2 separate regions of the Mus musculus genome follow, and region 2 is linked to region 1. Evidence: chromatin loops called from intact Hi-C (ENCODE). Cell type or tissue: left cerebral cortex. All regions are shown on one strand.

Region 1 (8,000 bases):
ATATAATATATCATTATATATATGCATATATGTGTACACACACACACCCTACTAGATCTATTTAGTTCTGCTTTTATTGTGCCTTTCCCCAGGCTTGAGCAGGCTGATTAAGACCTTGTTTATGCCACAGCTGGCTAGACCACCAGGAATGGAGTCTTCCATTCCATATTGTCCTGTCACATCTGCAGCTTCTTCCAAGAATCCACTACCTGCTGAGAGGCTGAGCTTGGTTTCCTGAGGAGATTCTGATAAAGCAATGAAGATCCTGACATAGTGTGGGATGGGTCTCCTCCCTTTTTAAGTTCAGACTCAAAGAGTAAACATTGGGCCTTGATCAGAAACTTTGTTTTGGTGTCATTCTTTTCTTGCTGCCCATTCCATACAGCCCCAGCTTTCCTTTCAGGAACCCAGTTCTCCTTAGCCGCTGATGGCTACATTATATTACATTATATTACACTCAGTTACTCAGTACTGGATAACCTAAGAGAAGGTTCCTACCTGGGAAAGACTGATTTTCCTACTCTCAGCATTTGTTAATTTCTTGTAACTCACTGTTTAGGGGTAGGACTCCATGACTTTTCCCCCTTCCATGTTAGCAAATCTATTGATATTGTCATTGTTAAAGGAATTGGAGATATCCATTTTGTTGAAATTTCCACGTCATTTCTAGGAGATATAACCTCACAGCAAACTTACGTCCTTTGGCCCTTACAATGTTTCTGTTCCCCACATTTTAGGTGGGGGAGTAGTGTTGAAGATTCATCAGTTAGGGGTGAGCACTGCAAGATCAGTTGTTCTTTGCAGGGATGATCTCTGACTGCTGGAACTTTTGTGAGTTTGTTTTAGGAAAGCTTCCCAATGACATGGAAATTGTCAAGAATATTGGACAACCTGGGTGAAATCAATGCTTCCTTATTTTTCCCTAATTGGCTTTTACTTTGTTGAGAATTATAATGAATTTTATAAGTATTTGGAAGTTTGTTGATATGAATTTGAAATAGATATTATTTAACTTAGGTAATGTTAATTGTCTTAAGGTTTACTTTGGTAGTTATTGATCAACAGGATACAATTAGAAAATATTTATGGAAAAAAGAAATAATCTGCTATACGGTTTTTATGGGACCATTGGAAGATAACAGAAAAGCAAGTCAAGGAGGCAGTGGAGGATGGACTTCTCTGTATCTGTCTTCAGCTTTGGCTTACTTGAGAAAAGAGCAGAGTATTTCTGAATTACACAGAAAAAAAGTGAAATTAGTTGTCAGTTGTCTCCGGTGAAGACATTTATTTTTCGCATTCTCTCCCAGAGCAACTTGTCATTGCAGGTACAAGTCTCATGACACAGCATGGGTGAAACCCGTGTCAAGGGGTAGCCTGAGCTTTAAGGAGCTTTTTTAGTTGAAATTTGATATTCAAATGAAATCAACATGTTCTACATAAACAGCAGAGTCATCCTACTCAAAAAACAAGTCAGCCTGAACCAAACTGAAAGGCCACAAAGTGGAAGTCTGCAGGAACAAGTGTAATGACTACATGATTTGAAGAATGCATGGTTTGTTTCTCTTGGGCTGCTTTTTTTTTTTTTTTTTTTTTTGAAACATCTCAAAGCCTTAAATATCACATATTACCAAACTGAAAAGATTTGTTGAGATTTTCCTCTCAATAATTTAGGAGGGGTGATTCAGATAGGCACGGGCATAAGTGGACTGAAGAACATTCTTCACGTTTAAAATTGAAAAGAGGAAAAGAAAAAGAAAACAAGAAACATAAAGTGCAGGTAGCATTTCTGGAAATAAAAGGATATGCTTCGATTCCTGTGAGGCTGAAAACCTGCTTTCTATTGGATATTTTGTTCTCAGGAAAAGCTTTTAGATTAGAAGGGAGGTTAAACTTAACACCAAGAATAAATAGGTGCTGGAGGAGATCTGAAAATAAGGTAGTGTTTGTGCTTAGGGAATGGTATCTTTGTTTTGTCTTTGCTGCTATTGGGATCAGAGACTTTCAATAGGACTTGGTATTGCTCTTCTGTCCTAATCTACGACATTTAGGTCATCACTAAATATTATGAAAGCTATTCTCAAAACAGATCCTGATGCTGAGGGAGGTGGCACTGGATTTTTATCCCAACGCTTAGCAAGCAGAGATCAGCAGATCTCTACCTGTGACTGGCTAACCTGCTCTACATAGAGAATTCCAGGCCATCCAGGGCTATGTGGTAATACCAGTCTCAAACACCACCAAGAAAACTACATGTATTTAGTATCTATATCTATCAGCTATCTATCTATCCATCCATCACCTATCTATCTATCTATCTATCTATCTATCTATCTATCTATCTATCTATCTATCTATCTATCTATCTATCTAATCACCTGATTGCTACAGGGTTTGACCATAGTTACAGCTGACATCTCAGGCACATGAGCAACATTTTACACTTGGGTGATGCTGCTATTTTCTAAACGATGTGCATATCTTCATGATAAACTCTCTCTGATAGTGAGTAAGCACCACTCAGCTTTAAGCAGTTCCTGTTATTCTTTTCGAGGGCACTATGGTCCGTCATTATATTTCCACAAAGACTGTACCTTTCATTTTGTTTCCCTTCCTTCCTTTTCTTTACATTACTTTCTCACGCTCTGGGCTTTTTTTTTTTTTTTTTCAATCACATTATACTCATATGCTACACTCAATTCTTTAAGAGATTCCCTAATGTTCATACCCATTGACTATGTAAACCACATTTGCACAGTCCATTGTAGGCATTCACAACAAAATGCCTTCAACTGAATGACAAGAGTCAGCCAAAATTGATTTTTCTCATATAAAGGGGCCATGCAACTGTTTATCTATGGTGCTTTCTTGCTGCATCTTCAGGTGGTGTTAGTGCTATGATTCTTCTGTAGTGAGGGGACTATTACCATTCATGAGGACTTTGCACTCATGACCTGATTGACTTTCAAGTGTTCTCACTCCTAATACCATCACCTGCGTCATTATGTTTCTGCACCTGAATTTTGGGGAGAAACAAGAAATCAGAAAATAGTGATATTTTAATTCAGGACATAATGATACTTTAAGTCAGACCATTCTAAAAGCTGTGAGTAGACACACAAGTGTTCCACACAATCAGCACTTTGCACAAACATTAGTGTTTTTTAGAGGTGTTTTCTTCGAGGCACACATGACATTTAGGTCATTACCAAATACTAGGAAAGCTATCCTTAAAACAGATCCTGACGCTGAGGGAGGTCAACCACCTCCACAATCACCTGCCACACATTTCCTTTTGTTCATATATTTATGATATATGATGTGAAACATAATATATATGATAAAATATAGCTTATGTAGTATATATACTATAATATATAGTATATAGAGACATATAGCATATATAGTATATGTATATATGCTAGATATACAAGTATATTTAATAGATATATAGTGTATGCAGTTTATATGCATTATATATATACATATATATATATATCATGATTGTTTTTTGCATATAGGTTTAATTATATATAGAATATATACTATTCTACAGTACCATGATAAGGGGAGAACAATAATTTTAGTTTGTTTGGTGCTAAACAAATACTTAATGTTTTTTATATGATTCATTAAGAAGGTTATCTTTAAGAGCAAGTGCAAAATAAGACTGGGGAGGTAGGTCAATTAAGTATATAAAAATATTTGGTTCTAAATATTAATAAAAATGATAGAAAATGAATATTTGTTTTAAATTGGGATATAAATAATGAATTTTGATTTTTAATTATTCTGGTCAACTTCATTGAAGTATTATATTAGCTACTTTTATTGCTGTGACAAAGCCCCTAACAAGAAGCTATTTATAATAGGAACAAAGGTATATCCCGCTTATGTTTTGAGAAGGTAAAATGAGTCTTGTCAGCAATGTTTGGCAACAGGAACCTTCATGTTGTCAGGAGTATAGCTAGAATGCCTCATCTCATATCTTAGTATAATAAGGAGCAAAGACTTGACAGGAAGTAGATGCAGACAGTAAAAGTTTAAATCACCCCTCTCCCGAGATTCATTACCACCAGAGAGGTTCCACCTCCTAAAGTGTCCACAGTATCTCCAAATACCACCAAAAGCTGATGACTTCAAATACTTGACCCTGTCAGGCACATCACAAACCTCAGAAGTATACACTTAAAAAGTGTAAGAGGTTTTATTTTTAAGCTTTAAGTGAATTTTGACAGTTGTACAGTCTCACACTATTCATCTCAGCCACAATATTGGACATATTTATAGCCCACAACGTCCTCCTCACCATCTGAGACTCAGACCTTTCCTCTGTGCTTAGATTATGGCAAAATTTAACATCCGGACACTGCCATCTTCATTTTGTTAGAGGAATAATTGTCTCAAATTCTGTGTCTCTTTATTTACTTGATTTATTTGCAAGAGGAATCTGGACTATGGGATGGTGCAGCATTATAACTTCCTTTTTATGGCTATAGCTGTATATACATAGCAGTTTTAAAATTCTGCTTATCAGTTGATGGACATTTGAAAAATCCTCATTTAGCAGCTGTTACAAGTACCATTTCTTATCCATGAATGAGTCCTTGTATGGGCTTAAGGCACATTTCCTCCCTTGGATTAGCACTGCTTTCCTATATGAAAGAACACATATCTAATGTTATAGAACTGTAATTGTCTCCCAAAGAGATTGTTAGAGTTTGCATCGACACTATGATTCGCGAAGTGTTTTTGTTTTTGACATTCTTCCCACCATTGGGTATTTTGAGCATTTTCATTTCTGTCTCGCTATTAAGTATGGGGAGTACCCCATGATGACTTTGAATTTGCATTTTTGTAATGAATGATAATGTTAAGTCTTTTCCCTTTGAAAGCCCTGTGCATCTATTGTCTTATGAAAAGTACCATTCAGACTTCTTGACAATGCTAGTATTTAGAGATATAATTGGCACATAACCTCCGATCCCATGAATCGTTTTCTCTGCTTATATGGCTACATCTGCTTTTAAAATTTCTTTTGAAGATATAAAGTTGATAATGCCACAGTTATGGCTTTACTTTTAGAAGTCTTACCTTTTGTTTTATCACATTTTCTCTCACATAATCCAGTTGCATAGTGGTTTCTTTAATACTTTCCTATGTGTTTTAGAATTCTAGTTTTATGTACAATTTACCTCAATTCACTTACATTTTTAGATAAAACGTTGGTTTGGTTAATTTTATTTTCTGTGAAAATTCAATTTTCCAACACCACTAGTTAACATATTGATATTTTCTTAAATAATCCCATAGGAACTAGTTATGGTGTGGCAATTAAATGCTCCCCCACCCCCACAAAGCTACAGTTTGCTATTCAGTTACTGAGACACAATTATATCACTAAAGCTCGGACATAAACAGTGGATTTATAGTTTGATGTATTACTGAAAATGATAGAATCTTTTGGAAATAAGGCTTAGCAAGGTACCAAGGGGAAATTTACATGGCCTGCCTCAACTTATGGCACACTCTTTTCACTCTGGCTTTTGTCTGTTTTATTTTGCTCCTCCACTTGCTTGTGATGTTCAATCTGGCCTCACATATGCAGTAATGGAGCCCACCTTTGAAACCAGAGCACTTGGGACAATGAAGTAGAGATGCTGAGATGGCAGCCAACGTGGTAGACTATGGAATGCTTTCAAAGGCAGCCTGGTCAGCACAGCAAGACTTTGACTCTGATAAAAAAAAAAAATTTCAAGGACAAAAACTACAATGTCTGAAATTACAAGGCTAAAATAATTATTTCCTCCATTAGTTTTCTCTCTCAATGTTTTTCATAAATATGAAAAGTCAACTACTAGCGTGAATTTATTTAAATATCAAGTATCTATTGAAGCCTATTTCTAGATCATCTATTCCACTAAGCAAATCATCTATTCATGCTGTGGTATTCATTATGTACAAATTAACTCTATGGGAAACCTTGACATTGGTTAGTGCAAACTTTGTATCTCCATTGTTTTAAAAGGTTTTTTGTTACTACCAGTTGAATTCCAGTGTTCATTGAAAATCAGACTGCTGATTTTTACAAACTAAAGGAAACAAAGAGTCTGCTCCATTTCTGATAGAAAGGGCAATGAACCTCAGGGTTTGATTTCACTATTGAACCTTTCAATATGTGGCATAATATATTAATTTTCCATTTGCTTACCACATACAGTTTCACTTCCATTGTAAGAATCACACACGCAGAATAACATTTTATCCTTAAATATTTAGTAGTCACAGATTCTAAATAGTATTTTAGTTGCTTATGTTTAATTTTTCACTATAAATATCTAGGGCTGAAACTCACTTACACATATTGACCTTGTATTGTGGGAGTTTCAAAGATTTACGTATTTTCTTCTAAATGATTTTATGATAGTTCTTTGGGAGGTTGTTTGTTTGGTTTTGGGATTTTCTACAAAAAAGGAAAATAAATATAATTTTATTCTGCATTAGTTACCTGTGCTTCCATATCAAAGTACACTAGATGAGGAAACTGAATAAAAATTTATCATCTCACTATTTCAGAGTAGAAGAGGTCCAAAGTCAAATTTCCATTATGCTTTGTAAGTTTTGAACATTGTGTAGGAAAAATCTCCCAGTTCTTCCTTGTTCATTTATGTAAACTCGAACTTCACTGTTTAAAGTTTTTTAGTGAAGGAGTAGTGTTTTGTCTTGTTATTTTGTTTGGTTTTTGTTTGTTATTTTTCCCTTGGGACTTCATATGCCACTGGATGTGGAACCTACAATCAGTATATTCATTGGTGCTGATGAAGATGGAACAGAAATATGTGGTCTGTCCAGCTTTCTACCCAGTGCTAAGTGGCATTTATAAAAGACAAGAGGAGAAGTAAAATGAAAAGCAATATGTCATTCTGACAATTAGCTTGGATTTCAAGGCATTTTCAGTGTCAAGTTATTTTCCTTATAAAACTCAGTCATAGTTTTAAAGTGTTGATATACTCAGTTACAGGGAAAACATGAGGAATTGCTGGAGGCACCACATCATATGCAGATTTTAGCACATTTTACAAAGAACGGAATTTATGTTGGTCAGTTTATCTTGTGTAAATGAAGCACCTGAATTAATTAGTGTATAAAAAAATATTTATTTTAGCTCACATGTTTGAAGTGAGGGTTTCTGGCCCCGGTTAAATTCTCTAACAGATTTCTTCTCTGACAATTGAGACAATGCTAGAAGGAGCTCAGAGGGGAGCAAATGGACCACCTCATAAACCAAAAAAGCAAAAGGAGAAAGAAAATAATCGAGATGTTGCAATACCCAGAGAGAGGATGTCCTGGATCAACTAATGGCCTGCAGTGACACTTGGCCATTAGTGACTAGTGGCCTGCTAAGGTCCACAGCATCTCTCAAAGATTCCAGCTTGAGTACCACGACCTTCCCAAGTGGACCCCAGGTTGCATCCAAACCATGGCTAGGTCTTAGGATTCTAAAAGCATTTCAGCCTTGCAACACATCCCTACACCATTTTGTCTCAGAATGTACAGTATCCTTTATGCTTTCATTGTGAATCTATTTGTAACGTCTAATTTTGTGTTGGGTCCTTAATGTGTTATTCTCACTGTGTTCATATTGTAATTTTATACTCTCTTTCCCCCTTATTATATTAGCTGACCTTCTTATATTGGTGGATTGTAACCACTATGCATACAAAATTCACAGCAATTACTGCTTTGAGTGTTAATAAGTATTTATTCTCATTATATTAGCAATGATGTTACACTGGGTTACAGAAATGTGTGAATTGATAATAGGCCTCCCAAAACAAAGCCTTTGAAACAGTTGCCAAAAGTCCAAGGAAATGTAGCTAGCTACTTTGAAATTTCCTTGCTAAAATAAACAAAAAAGGTTGTTAGGGCAAGCTTTCAGTTACCATGACAGAGCATAAAGCATAAAGTAATGTGATATCCCATCTACAATTTGTGGGTGAAGA
Region 2 (8,000 bases), 82 kb after region 1:
TTTCATATCAAATGCAAGCAACATTAGTTTGCTTAGAAATTTCTCTCCAGAAAATAAATGTTAAAGATTTGAAAACATTTCAGAAGAATTCATAAGATAGTATCTAAAACACAAGCCTGGATATTTCTCAACATTAACTGACATTAAGCTTAATATTTGCTTCTTAATGTCATTGTTATAAATCTCTGCCATGATTGTCTGAAGCCTTACATAAAATTCTTAATTAATAAAAAATTCTGTAACATTATAATTTGAGACAAAAAAAAAAGCAAAAGACTGTGTGATAGAGGGATATTTTTTCTCCATCAAATTTCAATTTTCATTCTAGCCATTTTTTTAAAATGAGAACCGCTAAGCCTTAGCTTGGCACCTTATTACAAGTACTAATTACACTGAGTCTTTCTCCTGGCTCAGTATTACTGGAATACTAAGTTTGAGCCCATAGAACACAAATGATGTAATGAGAATAACCCTGGAGTCATCTTAAAGCTGCTTTCCCTAGATTTCTCTTCATTCGTAGGTTTCTGTTTGTCCTTACTGGTAAGGAGGAGTGATATTCAATATGTAGACACCCTGGGATTATCCTAGGAGAGCAAAACAAAGAATCCACAAAAGGCTTCCCTTCCATACTTAAACTCTTACAGGATTGGAAAACAGATGTCTGTCTCAAAAGCCTTGATTATGGAAATCACAAGCACAGAGCAATGGTCTGCCAATGCAGCCTTGGAAATCCTGACAGAAATCCATTCTATTTTAAATTAGTATGCCTTTACATCTGCTCTTAGTTTAATCCTACCCATAAAGCAGTGAATGGTAGAACTGCTCAGTTAAGTCTGCCTTTTTCTACCCACTTTAAATTATTAAGTTTTTCACAGGCAATCTAGAGATCTCTTGAATATAGTTCTAAAACTGCTGCTTTAAAATAACATTTTAGATTTTAGTCCTCTACAGGTATAGGGTTAGTGAAGAAGTTCGACTCCAAAAAAAAAAAAAAAAAAAAAAAAAAAAACCCAAATAAGCCAATTAAAGCATGAGGTACAGAGCCAAACAGGAATTCTCAACAGAGGAATCTTGAATTTAAGGGCTGAGAAGCACTTAAAGAAATGTTCAACATCTTAATCATCAGGGAAATGCAAATCATAATGACCTCAAAGCTCCACCTTACACCAATCAGAATGTCTAAGATAAAAAATGCAAGAGAGGATGAATTGAAATATGCAACAGTGGGGTTTAGGGGGCAGGAGGAACCTCTAGAAAGTCCCAGAGACCTGGAATGTGAGAGCTTATCAGGACTCAATGGGCAGCATTAGCCAAAATGCCCAAAAGTGAAGACATTACCTCCAATAGATAGATGTGGCCCCCAGTTTAGGCAGGGGACAACCCACCCATTTTTAAAATTTTTAACCTGTAATTGTTCTTGCCTAGAGGAAATTCAGGGACAAAAATGGAGCAAAGACAGAAAGAAAGGCCACCCAGTGACCTGCCCAACCTGGGATCTATCCCTGGGGCAGGCATGAAACCCTGACACTATTATTGAGGCTATATCATGTGTGCAGACAGGAGCCTGGCAAGGCTGTCCTCTGAGAGACTCTTTGAGTAAGTGACAAGTGTAGATACAGCCGACCATTGGATTGAGGTCAGAAACCAAGAGGGAGGAGTTAGAGGAAGGACTGGAGGAGCTGAAGGGGGTGGCAACCCCATAGGAGGACCAACAGTGTCATCTAACCGGGACCCCTGGGAGCTCCCAGAGACTGAGCCAAAACACTTGCTGCTGTTTGGCCCCAGGAATATATTGTAGCAGAGAACTACCTTGTCTGGCCTCAGTGAGGGAGGATACACTTAATCCTGTGGAAACTTGATGCCCCAGGGAAGAGGGATGCTGGTGAGGGTGAGGTGGTGGTGGTGGTGGGGGGAGTGCAGGTGAAGGAGCACCCTCTCAGAGGCGGCAGGAGGAGTGATGGGGTGAAGAACTCAGAGGGGGGGGCAGGAAAGAAATCTAAATAAATAAAATAATTTAATAGAAAAAATAAAATAACATTTTATATCTTACCTTACATATCTTTGTCTATATGGTTTCTTTTGACCCACACATACGAACAAGCATGAGGTGAATTTTAAAATCTAAGACATAGTTAGGGAATGGTGGAGAGTAATAGCTACAAGCAAGAAATTAGTGCTGCAGAGATTCCATTGTCACAATTATGTGATCATACATTTAGGAAAATCATAGGACATAATGAATTTTATGTTCATTGGATGTATTTGGAAACCTTTGTCTGATAGAGAAAGCTGCCAGTGGGCATCTATTCTCAAATAACTATTTTCAATGTATGCATGGCTATACCCAGCTCTTCAGATTGTGTAGTCATTCTCTAAAGTAGTACAGAAATCACTTCCACAAGCTGACTGCCCAAGCTCTAGTAATGGACAACTTTCACTTATGATGCAGGAAAGAGCATTGATGGAGAAAATTTTTATTTTTTATTTCTATACATAGTAAAAATGTTTATGCAGTGATAGATACATCAATCAATCAATCAATCATCAATCAATCAATCAAGCAAGCAAGCAAAAACAAATAACCCTCACTGTTACATGCCCTGAAGAAAATTTTCCCCACCCCCCAAATCTCTACTCCAGGTGTCATCCTGTTCCATTTTTTCAGGACCTCAATTTTAGAACTGGCTATAATATTAATGTCTACCTGAGCATAGACTCTGCCCCTATGCATATGACTATTGTCTAACATTCTGTACATTTAGTCTTACAAAAACCACTTTTAACTTTAAAAAAACCCTAAGTTTATATTTTAAATATTAGAACTCAAACTCAAATCCAAAATTACCAACTTTATAACATTTCTTTTCACCGCATGCAAGGAAATCATTCTATAGTATGTAGTGTATGATTTCGACCCAGGCCAGGCTCATGTCAGTATAGCTAATTCATGAAAGTTTTCAGCAATATAAAACAAGATCTCAACAGACACAATGCAGAGCTAATAATGTCTTATGCGTTCTGAGGCAACAAAGGCTCTCATGACAGCTTTGTTTAAACTATGAAACACCTAACGATTCTATTAGAGCTGGTCCAGCTACATTCAAAGAAAAAAAATCCCATCAGGTTTGACTGACATAGTGGCAATCTACACAATCTGCTTGAACAAAATCAGGACAGGGAATCAATAGGGCTTGGGTTAGGTATAGAACCTTTCAAGCTAAATAACCCGAAGTAAGATTATTACAATCTACCTGCTGTGTAAAAGCCATTTGACATAGGCATGGCGGTTAAATTACACCAGCCCTTGTCTGAGAATTTTCAGGGAGTTTGTTTTTAGTTATAATTTGATTCAAATACATGGGCCTTTTAAATGGAGAAAGCACTAGATTTAGAAAAAGTTTGCACTGCTTCCAGGATAGTACATTCCAGATGGGCAAAAGCTTTGTCCAGATGGTACAATATGTGTTTTATATATTTTGGCATATGTGAAAAAAATCTACTTGTTAACAAATTAAGTACAGAAAATAATTTCCAAATGTCATTGTGAGACAAAGCAAGTTATAATTGAGCTACTTTTTTTTAGTGGGAATAATGAAAGACAGAGGAGAAAAAGAAAAGGACAGAGATGGGAGAAAAAGGAAAGAAACAAGAGGGGACTCTGGAGAGCAATCTAGGATAACAATTTATGCTAATATAGGTAAAAGAATTAGTTATATTAAAAAGTACTCCCTTAACCCATTAGGCAGTGACTAAATATGTCTGTCTGTCTGTCTGTCTCTCTCCCCCCCCCCTTTGTGCAAAACAACATCAGCAAATCTCCAATCTCAAACTGATACAAGAATTTTAGCAGTCATGAATATAGAATAGATATTCAAATTTCTCCAAGGACAACAAGGTTTTGTTGTTTCTTTTTAAGTTTAGTATTCTGGTTGCAAGCCCATGTTGAATTATCTGGATTATGCCATCAAGTAATTGTCTCAAAGATATGCTATTAAAGACATTTAACAGTCTTTTTGGAGGCTCTGAGACATAATTGGCATAAATATGAAAGTAAAACAGGGTTAATAAAGTAACCATTCTCATGGAGTTTAAGTTAATGTAATAAGTACAAGGTTAACGGGTATTTTTTATGTCCCTTTAAATATCAACTTTCTCCTCTCTTGGAATTCTTAGTTAGCTACAGATAATTTCATGATTTTGTGAATCTTAGTATGCTTCAGCCCTTTCCTAGTCTACAAGACAGAGAGGTAGTTGCTGTTGATTATTTATTATTGTTTTTATCTCTAAAAACATTCACTACTAACACCACGTTGTTATGCCATCACTTTGTGTTTCAGAGTACACTAAGTTTTCATGAATTCTTATATACCACAAGAATTTCTCTATTAGTTTTGGATAAATATTGTTTATGCTTTCTAACCAGCAAAGATGAGGTCCCCTTTAGTACTCCCCCTGCTTGCAAGAAATCAGCACTGTTAGAGCTGCAGAATTCTTCGTTTCTAAAGGACTCAAAGAAATGTCCAATGATTTTAAATTTCACTGAACTGATGGTATGTGATGTAGAGTGTCTTTTCCTGTCAATAATTGCTATCTGTATATGTAAAAACAATCATTGCAATAGTGCATTGTTGAAAGTTGCATAAATATTGTCAAGGACTTAAGAAACTTTTATTGCAAATAATTAAATTTCTAGATTTAAACTATGTGAACTACAAGTAACTGATTTTTCTACCTAAGGTAGCTTAAGGCAGAGTGCATACATATTCAAATGTTCACTAACTTCAAAAGTAAACAAATATCTTTTACTTTTTTCTTTGCCAAGATTTATGTTTTAATTTTTGTCTTTATCAAACAGTTTCTTGAAAGCTTATGTGGAAATTCTAACAGGAGGGAGTAGCTATTCATATTCCATTAGCCAAAGAACCTCTATCAGGGAATGTCATTCTTTGCAACTTATGAACACCTGATGGAGCAGAAAGGGCAAGGACACCCCACCCACCTAGCCATCCAAGCCAGTTGAATCAGCCCAGCCTACAATGGGATGAAAGATATTCTAGTCAGCCACCCTTATATCTAAATGTTTTCTATGTATGTTGCAGGAATGAATCCAAAAACATATGCATGTACTCATGCTCTAGTCTGTATCTTCAGCACTAACCTCTAAACTGGGAAATTCTTGACCAAAGTTTAAGGTTATAGATGCAAATACATAATATATAGTGAAGAAGAAAACCAGGAGGAGAAGAAGGGGAAGAAGAGGAAGAAGAAGGAGGAAAAGAAGGAGAAGAAAGAGGAAGAAGAGGAGGAAGAGGAAGAGGAGGAAGAGAGGAGGAATGAGCAAAAAAAAAATGAAAGACTAAAGAAAGTCTCCTCTTCCCTCCTTTTTATTTTTGTGCATTCTTCTCTCCTCTCACCTCTTCTCCTCTTCTCCCCTCTTCCTTTCCCACAAGATTTGTAACTGGGAAGGTTCCCTCCCTAAGACCAATGAAGTATCACCAATGGCTTCCTACTATACCAAGCTATATTCCATGACTTACCATCTCAAGAGAGGATGTGGTCACCATGCTAGGATCAATGATGAAGCAAAAGTCTTCAGGAAATTCATTATGAAGAAGGGAAGAGATGGGAATGAATGTTTAGGAGAAAATCTGTATAGTGCACCGAGTCCCTCTGCCACATTGAACAAACATGCACCATCTGAAAGAGTAGCCAGCAAATTTAATAGAGAAAAGCACCATAGTTCCTTTCATTATATAAATAGTTATTTCTTGTAACTCAAAGCAAATAACCAAAATTGGAAAATTATCCAGAGAGTACCAGGTTCTCATCCTTAGCAGAAGTAACTTGGTGTTGGAGACACTATTCTGATCTTCAAGTCTAGCTCTTAGGCCCTGCCAACATAGGAACAGTGACATAATACATCACAGACCCAGCCCATAGTTCCAGGACCCAGGAACTTTCCTAAATGTAATAACCTTGCTAGGGCCTCTGTAGTTCTGCTCCTGGCCTCTTTTGCTAACTGAATTTGTGAGCCAGAATGTTGTTTTTGGGCATAAAATACAAAACAAACAAACAAAAATCAAAAATGTATGATGTTTGAGGCTGCTTGGTTTGTGCAAGATCCCCCCATGTTGCCCCCACCAACAGCACCAACAACAAAAAAGCCATTCACTTTTACTTTAAAAGCCCCCATGCAGTGGTCTCTAGATAGCATAACACCAACAAGGAAAACAGAAGAGTTAGGATAACAGGAAAGTAAGATAGTTTCTAACTGAACAAATAAGAGTACCAGCTGTTCTTTAAGGCTCACACAAGTTCCCCTTCTTTCCTCTCCAATAATTAGGAGACATCTTATTTATATCTATTCTAGCATACAGTGCTTGGCTTGACACATGAGAAAAAAAAAGTGATATTGAAAGTCTCCAGTTTTATGCATCACAATCAACCTTTAACTTGTCTGTTACCTCATATTCTTTAAATTTTTGATTTTCCAAAACTTAAATGTGTTATGATATAATTTGATACTTATATGATTTCCTGAAATAAAATTAAATGTAAGTGAGAATATTTCTTGGTTCCTTGGATGTATGTTGCTGTAAGAGCTTAATTTAGCACAGATCTGATGTTTGTTCCTTTAGGACACAAAATCGGAAGCTTATATCAGATGGATCTGTGAAAATCTGAAGAAAACTCAGCTAAGCACCATCTCATAATCTATCTTTTAGAAAAGGTGGGACACTCATATCAATTGAAGATAGTTCTGAAAATCTTTTCTTCTTACCTATGATATTTTACATAAATCCTATCTCAGCTTAAACGGTCAACATGAATTTTATCTTATTTCTTGAGTGTGACTAGATTCTCTGTAACCCTACCTCCAGGTCTTTTCTCTTATAATGTTAACAGTATGAATGACACTATCATTTTTACATCAGCATTTCCATTTTGAAACTGAAATGACTGTCTCATAAAGCTAAGGGAACAGAGATGTAATTCCACGGAGTTTTTCCATTTCTGAGTTTAAAATGCTTCAAAAGAGATTCATGTGTGCCTGATACTCATGCTTCAGTGGCTAGTGTGAGCTACAGTCTGAACCTGAAAGTCCCTTAAGGGTTTACATGTTAAAGGCTTGATTCCTGTGCACTAGTGCTGATATGTTCAGCTGCTAGAAATGTATTGGCTTACAAAGGTTCTAATGTCATTAATGGATCAATCAATGGATGAATTCATAATCCCATGGGCATTTAGGAGGTGGTGGAAACCACGGCTTTGGGATCAAAATGAATGAGATATTTAGTTCTTGACGGGACTTTATCTTGTCCGCAGGTCTTTCCCCTATTCTACTTCCTATTTCTCTCAAGATCTTATCCATCTCATGCTGCTTCTCCCAATGTTCTTTTGCTTCATGATGGGCTCCAAAATAATGCAGACAAGTAAACATGGACAGAAAACGACAAAACCTTTTGCCTGTTTTTCTCAGATTTTCTCTTCTCCGTGTAGCAAAGCTAACGTAGTGATGTATATACTCTAAGACTTCTACTCATAACCAAAAATAATTAAGAAATTTTATATCTATAGTTATATGTTAGGAATAGTTCATGTGTACATATTCTTTATTTTCATCTTGTTCTTTGAATTACAAATATTGGACTAATGTCTCTAAACACAATTAGAGGTTTTTCACTGTGTGAACAAGAAGATGAAAAAAAGCATGTGTTCACAAAACATAGAATCTAGTCACCCCCTAAAGCCATTCTGCTGCTCTGATCCAATGAAATTGAACCAGAAGTATTTTTTTTTGTAGGTTGAAAAACTTAATATCAGCCAGGCAATGGTGGCACATGCCTTTAATCTCAGCACTTGGGAGGCAGAGGCAGGCAGATTTCTGAATTCAAGGCCAGCCTGGTCTACAGAGTGAGTTTCAGGACAACCAGGGCTACACAGAGAAACCCTATCTCAAAAAAAAAAAAAAAAAACATTAATATCTCTGACAATTTATT

Evidence for each region. Peaks named below come from ENCODE experiments on the same cell type or tissue, not always from the same donor. Only the 100,000 strongest peaks of a DNase experiment are listed, where the experiment ranks them.
Region 2: a loop joins it to region 1, with 2.6 times the contacts of the local background. A loop is called at or near these places in 2 of 42 quality-filtered maps.

The regions. Positions count from the first base shown.
Region 1 is chr2:8,385,420-8,393,419 of GRCm38, forward strand. No RefSeq gene overlaps it. Among named protein-coding and RNA genes, the nearest start is that of Gm30904, 44 kb to the left of the region's middle. In left cerebral cortex, no CTCF peak of the experiment used is centred here; a DNase peak (open chromatin) is centred at 4,278; H3K27ac peaks cover 656 bases.
Region 2 is chr2:8,467,310-8,475,309 of GRCm38, forward strand. No RefSeq gene overlaps it. Among named protein-coding and RNA genes, the nearest start is that of Gm30904, 130 kb to the left of the region's middle. In left cerebral cortex, no CTCF peak of the experiment used is centred here; DNase peaks (open chromatin) are centred at 688, 3,422, 5,004 and 6,650; H3K27ac peaks cover 5,749 bases.